Linked DNA regions of Homo sapiens: region 1 is linked to region 2. A link is a contact called in ENCODE Hi-C or POLR2A ChIA-PET data. All regions are on one chromosome and are shown on one strand. The core of a region is the stretch at or near the end of the contact, and the rest is flanking DNA. Distances in the headings are between cores, read along the strand shown.

Region 1 (5,239 bases), core at 105-2,604, 4.7 Mb after region 2:
CACTCCAGCCTGGCGGCAGAGCAAGACTCCGTCTCAAAAAAAAAAAAAAAAAAAAAAAAAAAAAGACCTGACAAGTGAAAGCTACTAATATTGCCATTATCATTTAAAAAAACCCCAGACACAGGTTTTTCAGGGAGTTTCATCCAACCAGGCAGGTCTCAGAAATCAGAAAAGAAATGGAAAGGGTAGGAAATCTGGAGTTTGACAATTCTGAGTTTGAATTTCTTGTGATGGGATCTTGGGCAAGTCATTTAACCTCCCTGAGTATCATTTTTTTCTTTTATAAAATGAAGATTTTTCTCTCTTAACCTTCCAGAGCTGTTTTAAGGATTACAAATCTTCTACTGAAAGGCGTAGCACAGGAGCTGTGCTTGGCAAGTGCCAAATACAAGGCATTAATTATTATTATTAGAATTAATAATAATATCCCCTCCCTCTTACACATTCTTTGTCTCCGGGTGGATTAAAAGGTGGAAGGAGAGGCTACCAACACCATCAGAAGAGAGGCTTCTCTCTAAGTTTCATTTCCCATCTCCTCCAAATCCGCATCCCTCCCAAACGCCGGACCTGTAAGGCCAGCAGGGTCCAAGACACACATCCTTTGCCCAGCGGGGAAGATTAAAGCTAAAGCTCAGAGAGGGAAAACATTTCCTAAGCTCGCACAGCGAATCAGGACAGAAACCAGGACGAGCCTCGGAATCCCTCCATTACCTCCACTTTCACCTGAGCATCACAGCCCGCTCGGGACTCAGTTTCCCCACCTACGTGACCACACCACACTAATCAGGGTCTCCTTTTGGAGATCTGCTCTTCTTCTCGAATGGGGGCGCTGCACCATCGGTAGAACAGGGTAGGTGGGGGCGCCAGAGGTGAAGGGGACCTGCAGGCTGGGGTCTTCCCCGCCCGGGTCAGCGGGGTCCCTGCGGGGCTAGTCTAAGCGCCTATTATTACCAGCCCCCGGGGCGGCGTTGCACTGCGCAGGCGCGGGCGGGGCGCGGGCGCGCGCGCGAGCGAGCGAGGGATTCCCTCTGACGTCATTGCTAGGATACCAAACAAACACTCCGCCGCGCCGGCCGAGCTCCTTATATGGCTAATTGCGTCACAGGAACTCCGGGAAGGCGGGGCCGGGATCCCCTCCCGCCGAGTGGCCCGGAACGCAACCCCCGAGACCCCCAGGGCCCCGAGGGTCATGCAAGTGACCAGATCGAGTCTAGAACAGACCTCTTGCTGGACAGTGCGGGACTCGATTTGGCGGGGCCGGAGATTTGGGGAAGTTTGTCCAGCAAGGGGCGGGTGACGTAAGCAGGGGGGCGGGTCCCGGGCATATAAATACAGGCTGGCGGGTCTGTGCTTCATTCATAAGACTCAGAGCTACGGCCACGGCAGGGACACGCGGAACCAAGACTTGGAAACTTGATTGTTGTGGTTCTTCTTGGGGGTTATGAAATTTCATTAATCTTTTTTTTTCCGGGGAGAAAGTTTTTGGAAAGATTCTTCCAGATATTTCTTCATTTTCTTTTGGAGGACCGACTTACTTTTTTTGGTCTTCTTTATTACTCCCCTCCCCCCGTGGGACCCGCCGGACGCGTGGAGGAGACCGTAGCTGAAGCTGATTCTGTACAGCGGGACAGCGCTTTCTGCCCCTGGGGGAGCAACCCCTCCCTCGCCCCTGGGTCCTACGGAGCCTGCACTTTCAAGAGGTACAGCGGCATCCTGTGGGGGCCTGGGCACCGCAGGAAGACTGCACAGAAACTTTGCCATTGTTGGAACGGGACGTTGCTCCTTCCCCGAGCTTCCCCGGACAGCGTACTTTGAGGACTCGCTCAGCTCACCGGGGACTCCCACGGCTCACCCCGGACTTGCACCTTACTTCCCCAACCCGGCCATAGCCTTGGCTTCCCGGCGACCTCAGCGTGGTCACAGGGGCCCCCCTGTGCCCAGGGAAATGTTTCAGGCTTTCCCCGGAGACTACGACTCCGGCTCCCGGTGCAGCTCCTCACCCTCTGCCGAGTCTCAATATCTGTCTTCGGTGGACTCCTTCGGCAGTCCACCCACCGCCGCCGCCTCCCAGGTAAGTTTTTGATAGTAGGGGTGCTGCTTTGTAGGTTTTATTTTTTAAGTCAAGGGTGAAAAGAATAAACCCCAACCCCCACAAAAAGGCGCATCAGAACCCTAGATCTGAGATGGAAAAGGCTCACAGCGCACTTTGCAAACTGCAAAGAGTCGGGAGATGTTTGCAATTGGTTGCGTGCGTGGAGCGCAAGGAGGGAACGCGGCAGGGAGGGTAGGCTTTGGGGCGAGGTGGGGGTGGGGTGGGTAATGCGCTGCTCAATGCAACGTGTATGCGGTAGCGGGGCTGAGAACTTTGAGCCGGCCCCGGGACTGCCCCCTGCTCGGGTCCCAGACCTGAAGCTAGCGCAGTTAGGCAGGTGGGGGAAATCCCGGGGAAGCTTCCAGCAGTCTCTTTTCCTTTCCTCCTCCTTCGGAGCGCCCACTTCGGTGCCGGGTCGCCCTCCACCCATCGGGAAGAGGGGCCTCGAACCCTCAGCCGCGCTGCCTCCGCCTCCTGCGCGGAGACGTAACGGGGGACCCGTGCGTAACGGCTGACGCGCTGGAATCCTCCGTCTGACGCGGGGCACGCACGGCGCGCGGCGCCCCCTTCGTCCGCCCCGCCCCTGACGTCCCGGGAGCGTTCTATTTTGGAACGCCGGGGCCACGTTGCTAAGGGAGGGGGCAGCCCGGCGTTTCGATTGGCCGCCGGGGCGCACGCCTTGGCCAATCAGCTTTCCCTTCCTATTTGTAGGGTGCATTTTCCTTCCCCCCTCTCTGTCCCCGGAACCCGTGGTTCCTTGGCGGCTGGGTCTCTTTTCGGCGCCTCTAGAGGCAGAGGGAGGGGATCCCTGTCGTGACAAGAGCGCCTGTCTGCGACCCAATGGATCTGCGAGGCCCTTGCGGGGATCTAGTCCCTGGGCTCTCAGGAGAAGGGGGTGTCTGCTTGTGTGCTGGCGTTTCTTGGAGAGATACGGTGGCTGTCACCCTCTTCTCCAGGCACACACAGACACATTCCCACTCCCTCTGCTCCTCATGCCCGGTTCCTCCGGTGTGTCCCAAGACAGGACTAGAACCGCGAACCGAAGGGCAACCAGCCAGGTGGTCTCCAGGAGCTCCGCCCCCTCTGGGTTCCCAGGACTCTGATTGGTCGGCGAGCCAGCCCTTCCCTCACCACGCCCCCCGAGAGAGTAGTTAAGCCTTCAGAGCAGTTCCAGGAGTCCATTTACGGGAGGGGGGAGATGAGCGCTGCTGAGGCTTGGGGGCTCAGGTCCCGCACCATTCCCCCTCCGCGACAATCTGAGAGAGCTCCAGTGGTTACTTTTATCTACCTGTCCGTTCACCCTAAACTGTCACTCGTCAGTCTCACTCTGAGAAGAGACAGTAACTTGAAACGTTGTTCTAAACTCCTAGGCCCGTCCCCCAAACACCCTTTTGACTGGGACCCCCGCCCCTGCATGGGACCTCGCGCAGAGGGGGGTGTGTATGTGTGTGAGTGTAGAGGAAGGCTTGGCCTAAGGCCTCTCCTTCTCCCTCCCCTTGCCTCTGGGGTGGGGGTGGGGTGTTGTGGCTGTGTGTGTGGCTGTGGCTCCGTCCCGGGGGTTCTGTCACCCGGCTGTGTCCAGCCTCCTCTCCACCCCCCATACCTAAGAGTCACCAACCCGGGGTGTGATTCACCACCCGCTGGAACCGTGCAACCTTTCCCCGAGGAAGAAGGAGGAGGTAGAAGCCAGTTGAGCAGAAATCCTCTCATTAACCACTGCGTCACGGTGTAGTGGAAGGGTGGGTGTTGTGGCTTTTTCCCTGTGACACACACATCCACACTCGCTCACCCTGTGCTCACTCACGGGGTCGGTGTGTGTTATGTGTGTTGGGTGTGTGTGTGTCGGTGTCTTTGTTTGTGTGTCTACGCCTGTGTGTGTATGTGTCACCCCGTAGGAGTGCGCCGGTCTCGGGGAAATGCCCGGTTCCTTCGTGCCCACGGTCACCGCGATCACAACCAGCCAGGACCTCCAGTGGCTTGTGCAACCCACCCTCATCTCTTCCATGGCCCAGTCCCAGGGGCAGCCACTGGCCTCCCAGCCCCCGGTCGTCGACCCCTACGACATGCCGGGAACCAGCTACTCCACACCAGGCATGAGTGGCTACAGCAGTGGCGGAGCGAGTGGCAGTGGTGGGCCTTCCACCAGCGGAACTACCAGTGGGCCTGGGCCTGCCCGCCCAGCCCGAGCCCGGCCTAGGAGACCCCGAGAGGAGACGGTGAGTAAGGGACATCAGAACTTGGCCTGGGTAGGGGGAAGCAAGAGAGGCAGGAAGTTTCTTATGAATGGAGGGGGGCTCCACTAAGGCCTCAGTGTTACAGAAACCCCAAGATCCTTGCTACACGAGCGAGGACCGGAGGCTTGTTTTTTGGCTCTTGGGGGTTCTGAAAGAAGTAGAGGTTCGGGATGGGTGGAGGAGTGCTGTATCCCCAAATCTCATGGCCTCTATCTCCCTGACTCAGCTCACCCCAGAGGAAGAGGAGAAGCGAAGGGTGCGCCGGGAACGAAATAAACTAGCAGCAGCTAAATGCAGGAACCGGCGGAGGGAGCTGACCGACCGACTCCAGGCGGTGAGGACAGGCCCTGGGGTGGGAGAGGGGATGTTGAGGGGAGCTCTCTCCCCATTCTCTGCCCCCTCTCCACCTGTACCCTTATCCTGGGTTGAGAACTAGACGTTCCACACATGGAACTAGGTACTGCTGTGGCCAGACTGGGTAGCCCAGGGCACAAACACAGACCCCCATGGACTTAAGTCAACTCCTGGTCCCCCCCCCATTTCCTGACCCCACGGACTACTCTCCTAGCCTTCATTTCATCCCAAGGGGCCACATGGGGCCCTTGAGGAGAGGGGCGCCCCCATCATTTCTCCCATCTGGTCTTCAGCAAGTAACAACCCATTTTGCCTCAGTTTCTCCATCTCTGCAAACCCTCATCAAATCTCCCGGGCTCTTTCTACCCTTAACACTCTGGAAAGCCTGTGAAATGAAATTATTCCACCTCCTGCCCTAGCCACCCACAGCTCTCCTGGTGCTGGTGGCATCCCCCAAAACCCACTCCCTTCCTACGTCCTCCCTTGGTCTGAGAGTTCCCTGCTGTATGCCTGCAGGGTGAGCTGTTACTCCTTGAGGGAACAAGGGAATTGTCAACTT
Region 2 (5,548 bases), core at 3,049-5,548:
CCAGCACTTTGGGGGGCTGAGGCAGGCGGATCACAAGGTCAGGAGATGAAGACCATCCTGGCTTGATCTGTAGATCAAGTGAAACCCCGTCTCTACTAAAAATACAAAAAAAAAAAAAAAAAAAAAATTAGCCAGGCGTGGTGGCAAGTGCCTGTAGTTCCAGCTACTCAGGAGGCTGAGGCAGGAGAATGGCGTGAACGCAGGAGGCGGAGCTTGCAGTGAGCCTAGATCGCGCCACTGCACTTCAGCCCAGGCAATAGAGCGAGGCTCCATCTCCAAAAAAAAAAAAAAAAAAAAAAGATGTGAGCCAGCCAGTTGCAGGATTTCTGGAAGCTCCCAGGTAATGCTATATACAACCAAAGTGAGAACCACTAACCTAACGTTGTCTCCCCAGCTTGGGGAACAGTGAAATGAGACTTAGAGCCAGGGTGATCCAGGAACATAGAGGGACACAGAAAGATACAAAGGCAGGTTCATTTTATTTATTTATTTATTTATTTATTTATTTATTTATTTAAATTTTTTGAGATGGAGTGTCCCTCTGTTGCCCGGGCTGGAGTGCAGTGGTGTGATCTTGGCTCACTGCAACCTCCGCCTCCTGGGTTCAAGTGATTCTCCTGCCTCAGCCTCCCAAGTAGCTGGGACTACAGGCACCTACCACCACGCCTGGCTAATTTTTGTATTTTTAGTAGAGACGGGGTTTCACCATTGGCCAGGGCGGTCTGAACTCCTGACCTTGTGATCTGCCTGTCTCGGCCTCCCAAAGTGCTGGGATTACAGGCGTGAGCCACCGTGCCTGGCCGATTTATTTATTTATTTATTTATTTATTTTGAGATGGAGTTTCGCTCTTGTTGCCCAGGTTGGAGTGCAATAGTGCAATGTCAGCTCACCGTAACTTCTGCCTCCTGGGTTTACAAGATTCTCCTGCCTCAGCCTACTGAGTAGCTGGGATTACAGGCATGTGCCACCACACCTGGCTAATTTTGTATTTTTAGTGGAGATGAGGTTTCTCCATGTTGGTCAGGCTGGTCTGGAACTCCCGACTTCAGGTGATCTGCCCGCCTCGGCCTCCCAAAGTGCTGGGATTACAGGCATGAGCCACCGCGCCCGGCCTATTTATTTTTTTGAGACAGTCTCACTCTGTTGCCTAGGCTGGAGTGCAGTGGCACAATCTTGGCTCACTGCAATCTCCACCTCTCAGGCTCAAGCGATGTTCCCACCTCAGCCCCCCAGGTAGCTGGGACTACTGGTGCATGCCACTACACCTGGCTAATGTTTGTATGTTTTTGTAGAGACGGGGTTTCGTGGTGTTGCCTAAGCTGGTCTCAAACTCCTGGGCTCAAGCATTCCTCCTGCCTTGGCTTCCCACAGTGCTGGGATTACAGGCGTGAGCCACTGCGTCCATCCAGATTCATGATATTTAGATGTTGAAATGTGGCTTTACAGACTCAGACAGCTCTCTGAGGCAAACAAAGAGGGAGATGCAGGTACCCTCAGCACAAGCCCCAAATTACCTGCAGGGGAGAGGCGGAAAATCAGACAATGTAGAAACCGGGAGAAGAAAGGTATGGACAGACCGATGCAGATAGGAGGGGAAGGAAATACCTGGAAATGAGATAGAGACCGGCTGGACAGACCCCGGGGACCCTGCAGGTCACCACACCCTTCTCTTTCAGCTCACCTGTTCTCCAGGACCAGCCCTGCTGGGGCCCAGGCCCAGGCTCTGAGAGGCCGTGTCCTAACCTGCCCTGGCCCCGGAGAAGCTACGTTGCCACCTGTCCCCCTTCCCTGGCCTGGTGGGGCCTGGCTTTGGGGCAAGACTGAGCCACGGGGGAAGGGGGAATCCCGTACCTGCTGCTGCTTCCTCTGTCTTGGCTAACGTCTGTCCCCCTGAACCCCTAACCATACCCCAAGAGCTCCCAAAGCCTGAGACCAGGGTCATTTGTCCCCAACTCCCCATCTGGCCCTGCTGTTGCTAGTACCTGTTATTTATTACCTGGAGGCCTGTCCAGCACCCACCCTACCCCCATAAAGCATTGTTTACACCTGTGTCTTGGCCTCCATTATTGTGAGATGGCAGGGAGATGGAAGAGGTCCCTGATGGAAGAATCATGTGTCATGGTGTTTGGGGGCCTTGTTTCTGTTTTTTTGTTGTTGTTGTTGAGATGGAGTTTCCTTCTTGTTGCCCAGGCTGGAGTGCAGTGGCGTGATCTTGGCTCACCACAACCTCCACCTCCCGGGTTCAAGCTATTCTCCTGCCTCAGCCTCCCGAGTAGCTGGGATTACAGGCATGTGCCACCACACTTGGCTAATTTTGTATTTTTAGTAGAGATGGAGTTTCTCCATGTTGGTCAAGGTTGGTCTCGAACTCCCAACCTCAGGTGATTCGCCCGCGCTGGCCTCCCAAAGTGCTGGAATTACAGGTGTGAGCCACTGGGCCTGGCCTTGGGGGCCTTGTTTCCTGATTGGACGTGGTGTGGGGTATACCAAGCATGATGACTCAGGTGCCTGTTGCGGAGGGAGGGAATTTGTTACTGTGTGGACAGTTTGTGACAATCTGTGTTCTAAGCTCACGTGTGTAAACACGCTGATGTCCCTGTGTTTGTGACATGTGTACATGTTTCCAGTACCTGCATATGGGATGATGTCTATAGGATATAATGTGTGCTGGTTGTGTGTGATGCTGACAGCCGTAACTGCTCTGTGGCCTTGGTCATTGTATTGGTGAGGCTGGTATTGTTTGGGACATCAAGGCCAGGGGATGGGAATTTGGACCTATAGGTGGGCCTCCGGTGTGTGCATGTCTGATGCCTGAGAGTCAGAGGCAGTGACTCACTACTGCGTGTGTGCCTGTGCATGTGTACCCCGAGGTCTGTGTGTGTTTTGGTGTGAATTTGGCTCCTTTTAAACACCCATGTGTGGCCAGGCGTGGTGGCTCATGCCTGTAATCCCAGCACTTCGGGAGGCCAAGGCAGATGGATCACTTGAGCCCAGGAGTTGGAGACTATAGCCTGGGCAACACAGAGAGACCCTATCTACAAAAATAAAAAACAGAAAAAGTTAGCCAGGTGTCGTGGTACACACCTGAAGTCCCAGCTATTCCGGAGGCTGAGGTGTGAGGATCACTTTAGTTGGGAGGTTGGGCCTGCAGTGAACTATGATCATGCCACAGCACTTCAGCCTGGGCAAAAGGGTAAGACCCCATCTCAAAAACAAAACTAAACTAGAAACACCCTTGTGTGGCCATGAACCCTGTGTGTGCCCTGAGGACTGCGGGCTTTTGTGCAATCCTCACGCATGTGTGGATACCAGTATGCATGCCCTTGTGCTCACGCGAACCGCCCTACGCCCTCAGGTGGCCTGCAGGGGACTGGTGCAGCCCCGAGGACACTCCCAGTTGCTCGTCGCCCTCCCATCTCCACGTCGGCCTTCACCGACCCGGCGGGAGCCTTGAGTCCCAGCTCTCCAGAGCAATGGTGGAGCGGGCAGGGCATTCAAAATGACCTTATCTCCTTAGTCTCCTAAAGTGTTCCCAGCTGGCCATGCAAATGTCTTCTCTGTGTAGCGTTCCGTGGATTTTTTTTTGTTTCATTTTTTAATTTTGTGTAAAGATAAGGTCTCACTCCGTTGCCCAGACTTTCCCTGGTTCTTTATTCTGATTCCCACAATCGTCCCGAGGGGGCAGGCCGGAGCGGGTCTTGAAAATACACATTTGCACATCCCTTCTAGTCCGCGTTCCCTTTTCTCAAGGGCAACCCGCACTTTTTTGCCTCCGTTATAAAAGATACTTATGTAAATTACTGACGTGCGAATTTACATACATTTCTCAACTAACTGCGTAGCCATTTCTCCGTCTCTCACCTCCGTTCCTGGACGGCGAGAAGGAGGAGGAGCTGACCATGTAAATGAAGTCACGCGCACCGCGCTGCCGAACTCGGTGCCCCGCGCTGGGCGGGGGGCGGGTAGGCCTGTCCATGTAAATCACATCATTTGCGTGCCCCGCCCCGCCGACGCCACTTGATTCCAACATGCAAGAAACGCCCCCTCCCAGACCCGGCCCCTCACACTGCGTTCCCCCTCCCGCGCAAAGGGGGCGGGGCGGAGGATGCAAATGAACCTCGTGTAGGCCACGGACCGCTGTTTCCTTTCTCCTTGGTAGGGGGGTTGTCCCGAACTTCCTCGCCCCGCTCCGCCCCGCCCCGCGCGGCTCGGGCCTGCGCAGGCGCCGTCCCCTCCGCGGGGCGCGGTCACGTGCCCACCGGGCGAGGCGGGGCGGGGCGTCGCGCGCGGTGGGGGCGGGGTATGGCGCGCTGTGCGGCGCAGGGCGGCTGGCACAAACGGCGGCGCCGGGGCCGGAGGAAAAAGCTCGGTGAGGAGGTCGCGGGGCGAGAAGGGAGCGGGAGGAGACTAAGCCGGAGCCGGGGCGCCGGCGCGAACCGGGCGGGGTGTGGGGGCGCGCGCCGGGGCCTGCCGGGGCGACCCCGGGAAGGGGGATGTGGGTGCGGCGCGGGGGAGGGGACGCGCGCCGGTTACGTTGGGTGCCGGCCGTTGTGGGGGTTGGGGTGGGGGCGGGGAGCGCGCGCCGGGCGGAGGCCGAGTGGAGGGGGAGGGGAGGGGGTCCGAGCGGCCCTTAGGCCCTGCCCCTGTCGCCTACTGCGCTCAGAAGGGGCCTCAGGGCCTGCCCCGGGTTGGGGGCGTTGGGGTGCCCTGGATGGGGGCACCTTTATCTCTCGTCCTGTCTCCGGGTGCGTGCACCCTCCTCCGTCCTTTCCTCTGTCGCCGCGGACCCTCTCCCCGAGGGCCCCTCCCGTCGGTCAGTCTCGGGACCTCCCTTCCGTCTGGGCGTGTGTCCGCCCCCGGCCGGCTTCCTCCCGTCGGGCTCGGGTCGACCCCACCGTCCCGCTCCGCCCCGGGTCCTCCCTCCCAGCTTCCCTCCGGTCTATTTTTCTGTCTCTGGGCCCCTCGTTCTCTTTGTTTTTGGACTCCCCAGTTTCCTCTGTCTTTTGACCCCCCCGCCCCCACCCTGACTCTCCCTGGAACCCCCACGTTTCTCGTTGTCTTTCTGGAACGCCGAGGCAGGTCCCTCCTATTTTCCAAACCCCCTCCTTTCCCACTCCTCCACACCACCCTTTTCTACTCCAGCCCTCCTTCTTCTGTCTTTGGTTACCGCGTCCCACAACCTGCACCACAGTCCTCTGTCTTAGGGTCATCTACCCAGCCCCTGGCCTCCAGCCTCTCCCTATCACTGCCTCTTATCTGTCAGCGGACTCCCGCACCTCCAGATTCTCAGGGTCCTCTCCCCGACTTGGCCTCAGGTTTTGGGGGGCCTCTATAGTCAAGTCTGTCCTGGTCGTCTTCCCCACTCCTGCCCATACCATCCCGGCTTTCCCCTGCCTGCCTGTCTCTAGTTTCTCTCACATCCCTTTTTTTTTTTCCTTTCTCTAGCCACCCTGAAGGGTCCCTTCCCAAGCCCTTAGGGACCGCAGAGGACTTGGGGACCAGCAAGCAACCCCCAGGGCACGAGAAGAGCTCTTGCTGTCTGCCCTG

What was found. A loop is a pair of places that touch in the nucleus more often than their neighbours do. ChIA-PET counts read pairs that join two places held with the same protein, here RNA polymerase II (POLR2A). Pooled maps may share reads with other maps.
Region 1: a pooled map shows a loop between it and region 2 (8-fold over the local background). The contact joins the promoter of FOSB here to the promoter of EGLN2 in region 2. A Hi-C loop is called at or near these places in 1 of 50 pooled maps. POLR2A ChIA-PET finds 5 or more read pairs at or near these places in 2 of 52 experiments (HCT116 and OCI-LY7).

What each region holds. Positions count from the first base shown.
Region 1 is chr19:45,466,642-45,471,880 of GRCh38, forward strand. FOSB (FosB proto-oncogene, AP-1 transcription factor subunit) reads left to right here and starts at 1,355. Exons shown (of 4, transcript NM_006732.3): 1 at 1,355-2,071; 2 at 3,988-4,308; 3 at 4,553-4,660. The coding sequence starts at 1,946. RefSeq lists a silencer at 992-1,271 and enhancers at 1,456-2,357, 3,403-3,452.
Region 2 is chr19:40,794,893-40,800,440 of GRCh38, forward strand. It overlaps EGLN2 (egl-9 family hypoxia inducible factor 2), which reads left to right and starts at 4,299. Exons shown (of 6, transcript NM_080732.4): 1 at 4,299-4,370; 2 at 5,447-5,548. It overlaps RAB4B-EGLN2 (RAB4B-EGLN2 readthrough (NMD candidate)), which reads left to right. Exons shown (of 12, transcript NR_037791.1): 8 at 5,447-5,548. RAB4B (RAB4B, member RAS oncogene family) reads left to right here. Exons shown (of 8, transcript NM_016154.5): 8 at 1,678-2,050. MIA-RAB4B (MIA-RAB4B readthrough (NMD candidate)) reads left to right here. Exons shown (of 10, transcript NR_037775.1): 10 at 1,678-2,052. RefSeq lists silencers at 4,077-4,436, 4,587-4,636.